Regions from separate parts of the Homo sapiens genome. Here region 2 is linked to region 1. The links are chromatin contacts, found by Hi-C or POLR2A ChIA-PET in ENCODE. All regions are on one chromosome and are shown on one strand. Each heading gives the region's core, a stretch centred on a gene start or an enhancer-like site at or near the end of the contact. The rest is flanking DNA. Distances are from core to core; before and after follow the strand shown. Region 1 holds the start of ZNF112 (zinc finger protein 112). Region 2 holds the start of ZNF229 (zinc finger protein 229).

Region 1 (4,941 bases), core at 2,441-4,940:
GCATATGGAAAGGCAAAGGAACCAGAATAGCTAAAAGCAATTTTGGAAAAAAAGAATAAATTTGGAAGAATCAAACTATCCAGTCTTAAGATTTACTATCAAGCTACAGTAAATATGATATCTTGGTACTGGTGAAGAGATACACACATAGATCAATTTAGCAGAACATGGTACAGAAATAAACCCAAACAAGTGGTGTTGGGATGGTTGGTCATTCATATGTAAAGAAATAAAACCCAACTTAACCATCACATATTATAAAAAAAGTTAAAATGGATCACAGATTTAAGTGTAAAACCATAAAACTTCTAGAACAAGAGAAAATCTTCACGACCTGGGGCTAGGCAGACTTCTTAGATATGACATCAAAAGCACAATCCAAAAAAGATAACATTGATAAATTAGATGTAATTAAAATTAGAAATTTTGTTCTGCAAAAGACACTATTAAGAGAATGAAAAGACAAGCTACAGGCTGAGAAGGAATATTTGCAAATCACACATCCAACAAAGGACTTATATCCAGAATATATAAATAGCTCTCAAAAATCAACAATAGGAAAAATATAACCCAATGTAAAACTGGGCAAAGCATGCATACAGACACTTCCGCAAAGAAGATATAAGGATGGCAAAGAAACAATAACAAAAAAAGAAATATCTGCTGAACACCATTAGCCATTAGGGAAATGTAAATTAAAGTCACAATGCTTAGAATGGCTAAAATAAAAAAAAATAAGGAAAATACTAAGTGCTGATGAAGATGTAAATAAACTGGAACTTTCTACATCATTAGTGAGAATGCAAAATGGTACAGATACTACAGTTTGGCATCTTATAAAGTTAAACATACATTCCCCATATGATCCAGTAACCACACTCCTGGCTTCGTACCCTACAGAAATAAGCACAAAAAAAACTGTACATGAATGTTTATATCAGCTCTATTCATAAATGCCAAAAAGTGGAGGAAAAAGTCTATCAACCAGAGAATAGATAAACTGTGATACATCCATAAAGTGGACACTTCTGTTAACCAGAAGTAAACAGAAATGAAGTATTGATACGTATAACAACTTTGATGAATGTCAAGAGCAATTTGCTGAGTAAAAGAATCCGGTCTCAAATGTTAACATATAGCATCAGTTCATTTATACGACATTCTCAAAAAGACAAAACTATAGCGTTTTAGTGGTTATGGTAGTTGCCAGTGGTTACAGGTATGGTGAGGGGTAATTATGAGGGAAGACATGAGGGGAGTTTTTGGGGTGATGGAACTGTTCTTTTTCTGACTACGGTAGTCGTTATACAAACTATGCCTGTGTTGTAATAGAATTGTATACCAAAAATAACAAAATAGTCAATGTCACTGTAAAAACATTTTTTAAAAACCTGTTTTAAAAACCTGGAAACACAACCTCAGTTATAAGGCATGGTCTATAAATGTTGTTACCATTTCTAACAATTTGTTTCTTAGGAATTTTTTTAGATTATCAAAACATAACCAATCATTGCTCTTCAACTCTTCAATACTCTGAAATAGTTGGTGGATTATATAACCTACCAATATTAAGTGAGATTAAGGAATATATCCAGGGGTTATTTCTATTCTATTTTGATACCTAATTCCAATTCCACACTGCAAATCCTTGATGCCAGCTGTCTGTTGAGTAGCTACTCTAACCATAAACCCTTAACAACCTTGTACGATGTGCTGGGCACATGGAGAAAAGTATGACATGGTCCCAGAAATAGAAGAACTTTCAGTGTATGGATTTAGATAAAGAGAAATAAGAAACAAAGAGCTATAAGACTTAGGCAAGGCAAACTCTATACTGGAACACAAAATTCATCACCATCCTTCTCCAAGGTACAATTCTCTTGCATCCCCTAGCTTCCTCAAGTAAGGACCATTCTGTAAGCTTCAACGAATGAAAACCTTAGAGTAGCTGCTGGCATTTCCCTTTCAAAGTCTTGGATATAAGCAATTTATGATCATCAACGTTTGGCAATTATGACAATCAATCAAACGATATTATACTAAGTCGATGTTAGAGATTTGCTTTAAAATACTGAAACAAAAAAAAAAGGGACAGGGAGTTGATACAAGACTGGCAAATGTTAACAAAGGTTGAAGCTGGGTGACGCTTCCACAGAATTATTTTAGTCATATTACATTTGGCTATGCTTACAAATTTCCATAGTAAAAACTTAAGGGAAAAATAAAAGCTATGAAGCCTATTTGGTTAAACATGGGTGAAAATCCAAAAAGAAGTCTACTGGAAGAGGAAAACATTGAAATATTAATATTGTTACTGTTATATCTTGTGGTTAGCATAATTTTTTTCTTTTACACTTTCTATACTTTCTTAATCTTTTACAATATGCAATAATTTATATAATCAGAATATGAACTATAAATATTTCAAATAAAATTAAATTACAGATAATTTTAAAAAATCAAAAATTCAAAGCTTATTAACCTTGCTTTCACGGTCCTCTAGTAAAATCCAAATATGTGTTCTGAAGCTGATACTAAACACATCAAGAACTAAGGCAATGGATGGAAACTATTTGAATTCAAATCCCAGCTCAGGCTCTTACCACCTGGGTGACCTAAAGATAAACCACCTATGCTCTATGTCTGTTTGCTTATCTTTAAAATGGGAATGGTGGTACCCAACCCAGGCTCAAAGGGCTCTTGTGAGGATTAAAGATGTTAATTCATATCAAACTCTTAGAATGATCAGCACTAAATGTTTAAATACTATCTTTATTACTCATGCCCAAGTACTCCCTCATCCGTTTCTGCATTTATTGAACAAATATCAGCGCATCTTCGAGCAGAATTTGCCAGTGAATGATGGAAATATCGTCTTCCCTGAAAAGAAAGGATGATAAGTACTACTCAGGTGAGACTCCGCTGCCAAGTGCCAAAGGGTCATTCCCTCCTTCTCCCTGCAGCCTTTTTCAAGAAGTCAAGGCTAAAGAAGGAAAGGAGGATGGGGGAAATCAGAACTCCTGCATGAATTACAATGGACTACCCAGACAGCCAGGAGTGATCCTGTCCTAAAGAAAAATCTCTCAGTGATCAGAAAAGGGCCAGGGATACTCTGCAGCTGGAGCTCTGACCCCATCCTGGGTTCACAGAAGCTTTCAGGGAACTGAGTCCTTCTCAGAAAATTAAAAAGTGCTAATAACAAGAGACCCATCTTCTACCACCTGTCAGGCTCTGTTCCAAGTCTTTTTATTTAACTCTCAAAAGAACTCCATTAGATAGATACTAGTACCATTTTAAAGAAAAAGAAACATAGGCAGAGAGATTAAGATACTCGCCTGTTATTATACTGCTAGGAAGTGGCAGAGCTGGTTGATGGTCAGGGGAAAGGGCTGGGGAAGTACAGAACCCAGGAGATCCCCAGTCCCTGCGATGTAGGATCTTGGACCCCCGGCGCTAAGTGGGGATGCGCCAGCTGCCCCACACTGGAGAAGGCTCATTCAAAGATAACACAAATCCCGCCCTTCGCCGCAAGTGGATTATCCTCCCCTAGAGCTACTGCCCGGTTGCTACTGGACCCCAACAAAACGAACATCAGTATGGACGGAAGGAGCAGGAAGCAGGGCGGGGAGCGCTCACCTTTCTGGGAGGAACGAAGGCCGCGGCCTAGCGTACCTGGGGCGGAAGTGGCTCTGCCTACCGAGACCTCCTGGACTACGCTTCCCAGAATTCCCGACGGGATCAGGGAGACGGCCTCAGCCTCCTAGAGCGGAAGTTACCCGACTACACGGGGCTCCCAAACTACATTTCCCAGAATTCCTAGAAAAACTCTCCACTTATCTGCCTGCCTAGGACGCAAGTACCGGGTGCCAAGCTGAGAGCCTGGATGATATTTCACATGTGCCGGTCCCAAAGGAATTCCTTAACTCCCCCTTCCTGGAACCGAAATGCTTCCAAAGACAGAGAGCTCGTATATATATTTCTCTGTTTTACCCAGCGGACCGTGCATGAAAGGCGCCTTTCCTGGCGCGTGTGTCTCTGACCCTGTGGATCTTCTGGACAATTCCCGGAATTTCTTGCAGGGTAGCACTTTCCCTTAAGTCGTCTCTTTCTCGTTTGGATAGTCAGTATTTGTATAGTCACTATTCTCTTTTGGTTAGCCATCCAATTTTATACTGCTAGTCCAGTTCTACTGCCTTCCCCCTAGAGTTTGAATTTATTTTTCTTCAAACGCGACACAAACCCAAATAAACTCAACCAAAGCGGACTTTACCTACCTACCTACCTACTTACCAAGAAAATATCCCATAAAGGAGAGAACAGAGAAGCTTGCAATACAGGAAGAAAAAAGAAAAGAATTACAGAATGGAAGCGATGTGTGCGCTAAAAATGCAGGTACTTAAAGGAAATTGGGCTGATTTGTACTGGACACCGAATTTAAGGAATACAGGATCTCAACCTTTCTTTGACTCGATTACCTTTTTATTCCATTTTGGTGTGGACGCGTCTGAAACTGATAGTGCTGCTGCTACCTACCATAATGTGTTTGTTGCAAGATCCACAAGAACGTGGATGCCAAGAATCCACAAAAAAACAGATGCAACCGTTGATGAGGCCATAAGCAGAAACAGTAAATGGTTCCCACGTTTCCTCTGCTTTAACTACTGATGATGAAATGCAAGTCATAAGGCAAATAGAAGGGCTGTACTGATACAGACAAAATGTTATTATTATGGGAAGGGATAAGTCTCTTGTAAAACCTCGAAATTTTTTTCTTCTTTGAGAAAAATCTATCACCTATTTTCACCCTGCTCTTGATATAGCAAATATTGTAAGTTGTCTTATGGAGGACAGGATGATTCAGGGAGGACGGTGAATGGGTTGACTCAATCCAGAAAAGGAAGAGGAAAATAAAAAGACATAACGACCAATCTGTGAAAATGC
Region 2 (5,172 bases), core at 1,732-4,231, 92 kb after region 1:
TTCTTCACATGCCCTCATCACCGGGCCTTCGTGTTGTTCTCTTTGCCTTTTTCATCAGATGCCTGCAGGCCCCTCACCTGCTTTGGGTCCCTATTCAAGCACCATTTTCTCAGTGAAATTCATCCCTCATTATCCTTCTCAAATTGGCAAACCAGCACTTCCTACACCCTCCTCTGCTTCATTTTTCTCCATGAAACTGACACCCTACCTACAGTCTATTTTTCTTGTTGACCATCTTTCTCCACCCACAAGAATGTGAACTCTATGAGGGCCAGTATTTCAGTTGGCACCTGGCACACAGCAGGTGCTCAATAAATATTTAAATGGGAGAACGGGAGTAACCTGAACTCAGCTTGCTGATATGGATCCTTGGGTCCTCTTGATGTCATCTTCACAGCAGAAGTGATTTTCTTCTCCAGTTCATGGACTTAGTAATTTGGGTGCTAAGGACTATGCTGGCTGTGTTGGGACCCAAGAGTGAACAGGGCAGACAACGACTCTGTGCTCATGCAGCTGCTAACATTCTAGGTGGAAATCAGCAGCCATAATGAATATCTACTGTGTTCCATGTGCTTAGGATACATTTCTGGACTGCATGGAGCTCACATTGGGGGAGAAAGAGGGTGACAGAAAGAGTTGGTACAAAGGCAGTGGGACAAAGAAGTAATGGGAATAAGAGATAATTGCAGAGGTAGAAATAACAAAACTAAAAGAATAATTCCATGTAGGGATGAAGAGGAGGAGAAATAAATATGATTCTGAGGTTGAAGTCTGAGGAAAACAGGTAAATTATGAAGTTATGATAAAATAATAAGATAGCAAAAGGGAAAGCAGGGTTTTGAAAATTGCAGCTCTAGTTTCTCAAAACTGGAGTTATCAAAAGGTTTAGGTTCGAATTCTGGTTCAGCCACTTTGTAGTTATATTAACACCACAGGAGAGACTTAACCTTTTGAATGAGTCTGTACTTCTGTCAAATAAAGATAATCCTTACTTGCAAAACTAAAATAATTTAAGTTTTTCTCTCTTTCACACACACATGCCTATGTGAATAAACTTCAAAGCCCAGTACGTGGTACACAGAAAATCATCAATATACTATTACCATTGACCCAACCCAGCATTAACCTAGGAATACAGGAACTCATGCATTTAGTAAATGTACATTCAGTGTCTAACAACATCTTAGGAGAATAAACACTAGACATACAGCAGTAAATTAAGATGGAAAAGGTAATTGTTCTCATGGTGCTTACTTTCGGGTGGGTTAATCTCTCTACAAATTAGGTGACCTTTGGTTGCAAAAAGGGCTATGAAGAAAATAAAGCAAACATGATAGATTCCTGTTTTCCAACAAGAATGTAGGTGCTATCAGGTGAACATATGTGGCAGCTGTGGAAAGAGCAACATTAAATCAGGTGGTCAGGGACAGTCTCTAAGAGCTGCCTGACAAATAAATCAGCTGTGAAAAAAGCTGGGATGAGACAAGTCCAGAAGGAAGCATAAGCGCAAAGACCTGGTTTCTGTTTAGAAGGTCTCCTGGCCAGGTCTTACCTGTTAAGTTTTTTTAACTTTTTAAACCTTAGCAACTCATCTGTGACATGGGGATAATAGCTAACATACAAACTTGCTCAGAAAATTCAATAGAAATACATTCATTTATTCAAATATTTATTGGCAAGCCTGGCACTGTCCTAGACACCATGGATAAATAATACCTGGCATATAGTAAGCACTCAGTTAATATACACCATCACAGTTACTCTAATTATTTCTACCCTGCGTTTCTTCAGCATGGCGCTGAAACAGTGTAAGCCTTTACTGACCCAGTGACACACTACTAGGAGCCAAGAAGAGAATACACTAAATAAAGACACTGGGAAATTCCTCAAACCTCCCCCATTTCTAGGGGAAGGCAGGTGTGGCTAAGGGGTCTGAATGAACATTTGTGATATCAATGGGATGAAGAATGAGGTCACCAAGAGACCTGGCATTGCCACAAAAGAGAACCAAAGTTCACTCACCTGGAGCTCTAGTGTCAAGAGATGTGGGGTTATTTCTCCTTCTTTTATACAATTATCTCCGAGAAACGAACAATTCCAAGAAGGAAGCCTGTGAAAGAAAAATGAACAGCAGGATAACATGATTTAATCCCAATTCCCACCACGCCACAGGGGGAAATCTCTCAGTGCCAGCTGGATGTAATCTACCCCTTCCTGTAATCTACCCTCGCTACTTGCTTCAGGAGCCGAGGAAAAGAACCTCTCTTCCTACAGGACTCAGAGTACAAGGGACACGCCATTCCTGATGCCCAAAGAAACCGTCTACAAGCCTACTTTCACTGCCCCTTTCAGGAGACAAGGAGAATCAAGACAAAATCTCAAGATTTTAATCCAGAGCTGACTGTCACATGCTGTGGGACACTTACAAGTGAAATTCTGCCTGTGTGTGCTTAGGCGGCTACAAAAAGCAGAGCCAGCAACGATACAGCAAACCAACTCCTAGGACTTGCACAGCGCTTAATACATTTCAAAGGATAAAATTAGAACACAGGGAATCAACTTCCTGTTTACAGAAATGACTTCGCAGAAAACTCTGAAATTACTCCACAAGTGGGTGGGCGGCTACCCTGAGAAAATTCATGTCATCGATCCGCAACTGACACAGTGGAGTCTCCCGCACTGCAGATCTCATCTCAAAGCCAGAGCTGGCCTCAAACTGCTTTTCCAAGCCTGGACTGCGAGGGCTGCCGACCCGGGCCCACCCCGCACAGGCGCTCAGAATGTTCGATACGTGCGCCTCCTTACACCCCTGCCTCACCAGGCCGAGCTCATGGAAATCCGTGGGCTTCGACCCTCCGCCGCACGTTGTCCCTTCACACTGGTCCTATAGAGCCGATCCTAATTCCCATGGCCTGACAGTACAACCGCATGGAGATGCACGTCTCTAAGACGCCTCACCACTGCCTAAGAAGCAATCAAGGTGACGCGCCCACCGGAAACGGAAGTAGTCGACTCGAGGTGTGGGACTACCTTTCCCAGAACCCTCCGCAGCGCAGTCCGATCCTAGGGGCGATGGTGTCGTAAATGCGCGTCCACCTCGAGTCACGCCCACTGCGAGGCGGCGGGAGGCGGCATGCAAGGTGTTTCTGAGTTGAAAAGAATGTCTTTACTCAGTACTAACATATTCGCGTTGTAGCAAACCTGACTATATTCTCAAACAAGCCCATCATCCCATCACCAGGGATATAAAGCATTATTGATTTTCTGGTGTAAAAGCCAACTAAATATTTATTTCAAAAGTAGTTCATATTACATGTAAAGAATGGTTTAAAAAAAATTCTTACTTAATCCCTGGTTTATGTGAGTAAATATGAATTCTTAAGAATCCCATTTCCCAAATGGCATCATAATATTTTGTAATCATTTCTTGCCACAGGTCATATATCGTGGATAGTTCTGTATGTCACAAAAGACGTAGAGATACATAGAGATAATAAAAAAACACAAATTATTTGCAATACTTGCCTAGCATTCTTTAGTTTTTAGGGAAGTTACCCCTTTGTCCTGCATTGAACTTACACTTCTAATTTTATGATATCAAAACTACACACAATCACTTTCTTTAATATTTTCCCAATTTGATGGACTAAATATCCTGTCTTATTTTCCCAATTTGACAGAGTAAATATGCTTATTACCGATTGCATTTCATTGTCATCTTTTATTGTCATACACTCTCTGTGTATGAATGATATCGCTTCTAAGTGATGAATTGCTCCCCCAGTTTCAACATTTATAAAGTAGTTTAGAAAAAAAAAAAAACAAAAAACTTCATCTGACAAGGTATATCAGTCTTTTCATTTGTGGCTTCTTTTTTTTCTCCAGTATGACCAAAAAGACATTCCTTAGCCTGATTCCCAATAAGTGCATATCTATATTCATTTCAGGCTCTTTCATTTTTCTTTTGAATCACCGCGTGATTCATTTAAGTGTATGATATGAAAGGAAGATGGAGTTTCCTGTTTCACCAAAGGATTGTCTACTTTTCTTAACAAAATTTACATAAATATTAATTCTTTCCTTTCTGATTTAAACGGCATCCTAATCACTTACTACATTACTATATATATAATGAAATATTTTCTGGGATACAAGTGTGTTCTGAAGATAGAGATTGCTTTTTCTGTGCCATGATGAAAGGTTTCAGTTACAGTGATAACTCATTTCCTTATCTCTCCCTCCTTGTTGTGTTTCAAAAATTTCATCCTAGAAGTTCTAGAACTCTCTCTTATAAACAGATTATCGAATTGTTTTGATAAATTCTAAAAAATTGCCAATTGACTCCAAAGCATCCAAGCCCTTCAGATATTTGGTTCCAAACCCACCCCTCTTTGCTTGGGTAGACACAGTCCTACTTCCCATCCTGTGTCCTCCAGTTTTACAAATGTCTGAATTTGCTGCTATTGTTCTTCCCTCTGTAAGTCCATCCTTTCCTGTACTATTAAAATCTTACTCCATATTTAAGACACAACTTGAATATAATTTCCTCTATCGAGTGTTTTTGAACTCTATATCATAATTCAATGAACAGATCAGTCTGTGATTGGGAGAATTTCATGCGAGTGTAGTGGATGTTAAATACCACTCTCAGAACATTCTCATTTCCCCGAGAAATCAATAAATTATATTACTCTGGGATCCAGCAACACATGGTTTAAATTGCTGGTTACCACCTTTCACATGGCCTCCATGGTCAGATCTCTAAGTCATCAAAATAATTGACTCTTCTTTTTCTTTATTTTCTTTATTTACCTTTCATGGCTCTGGCACATGGGAAGCACTTAAGCAATTCAATCAAGTGTCTTGGCCGGGCACGGTGGCTCATGCCTGTAATCAGAGCACTTTGGGAGGCCGAGGCAGGCAGATCACGAGGTCAGGAGATCGAGACCATCCTGGCTAACACGGTGAAACCCCATCTCTACTAAAAATACAAAAAAGAAAACAAAAAAAATTAGCCGGGCATGGTGGGGGGTGCCTGTAGTCACAGCTAGTCAGGAGGCTGAGGCAGGAGAATAGTATGAACCCGGGAGAAGGAGCTTGCAGTGAGCCGAGATCAAACCACTGCACTCTAGCCTGGGCGACAGCGCAAGACTCCATCTCAAAAAATAATAA

The links. Hi-C counts contacts between places; a loop is a spot of excess contacts on that map. ChIA-PET counts read pairs that join two places held with the same protein, here RNA polymerase II (POLR2A). Pooled maps may share reads with other maps.
Region 2: a loop to region 1 is called in a map of endothelial cell of umbilical vein, with 15 times the contacts of the local background. The contact joins the promoter of ZNF229 here to the promoter of ZNF112 in region 1. A Hi-C loop is called at or near these places in 1 of 168 maps with a recorded cell type or tissue (endothelial cell of umbilical vein), 1 of 37 single-sample maps with no recorded cell type and 5 of 50 pooled maps. POLR2A ChIA-PET finds 5 or more read pairs at or near these places in 1 of 52 experiments (activated naive CD8-positive, alpha-beta T cell).

What each region holds. Positions count from the first base shown.
Region 1 is chr19:44,352,990-44,357,930 of GRCh38, forward strand. ZNF112 (zinc finger protein 112) reads right to left here and starts at 3,691. Exons shown (of 4, transcript NM_013380.4): 1 at 3,637-3,691. RefSeq lists an enhancer at 3,500-4,000.
Region 2 is chr19:44,445,491-44,450,662 of GRCh38, forward strand. It overlaps ZNF229 (zinc finger protein 229), which reads right to left and starts at 2,982. Exons shown (of 6, transcript NM_014518.4): 1 at 2,819-2,982; 2 at 2,023-2,110.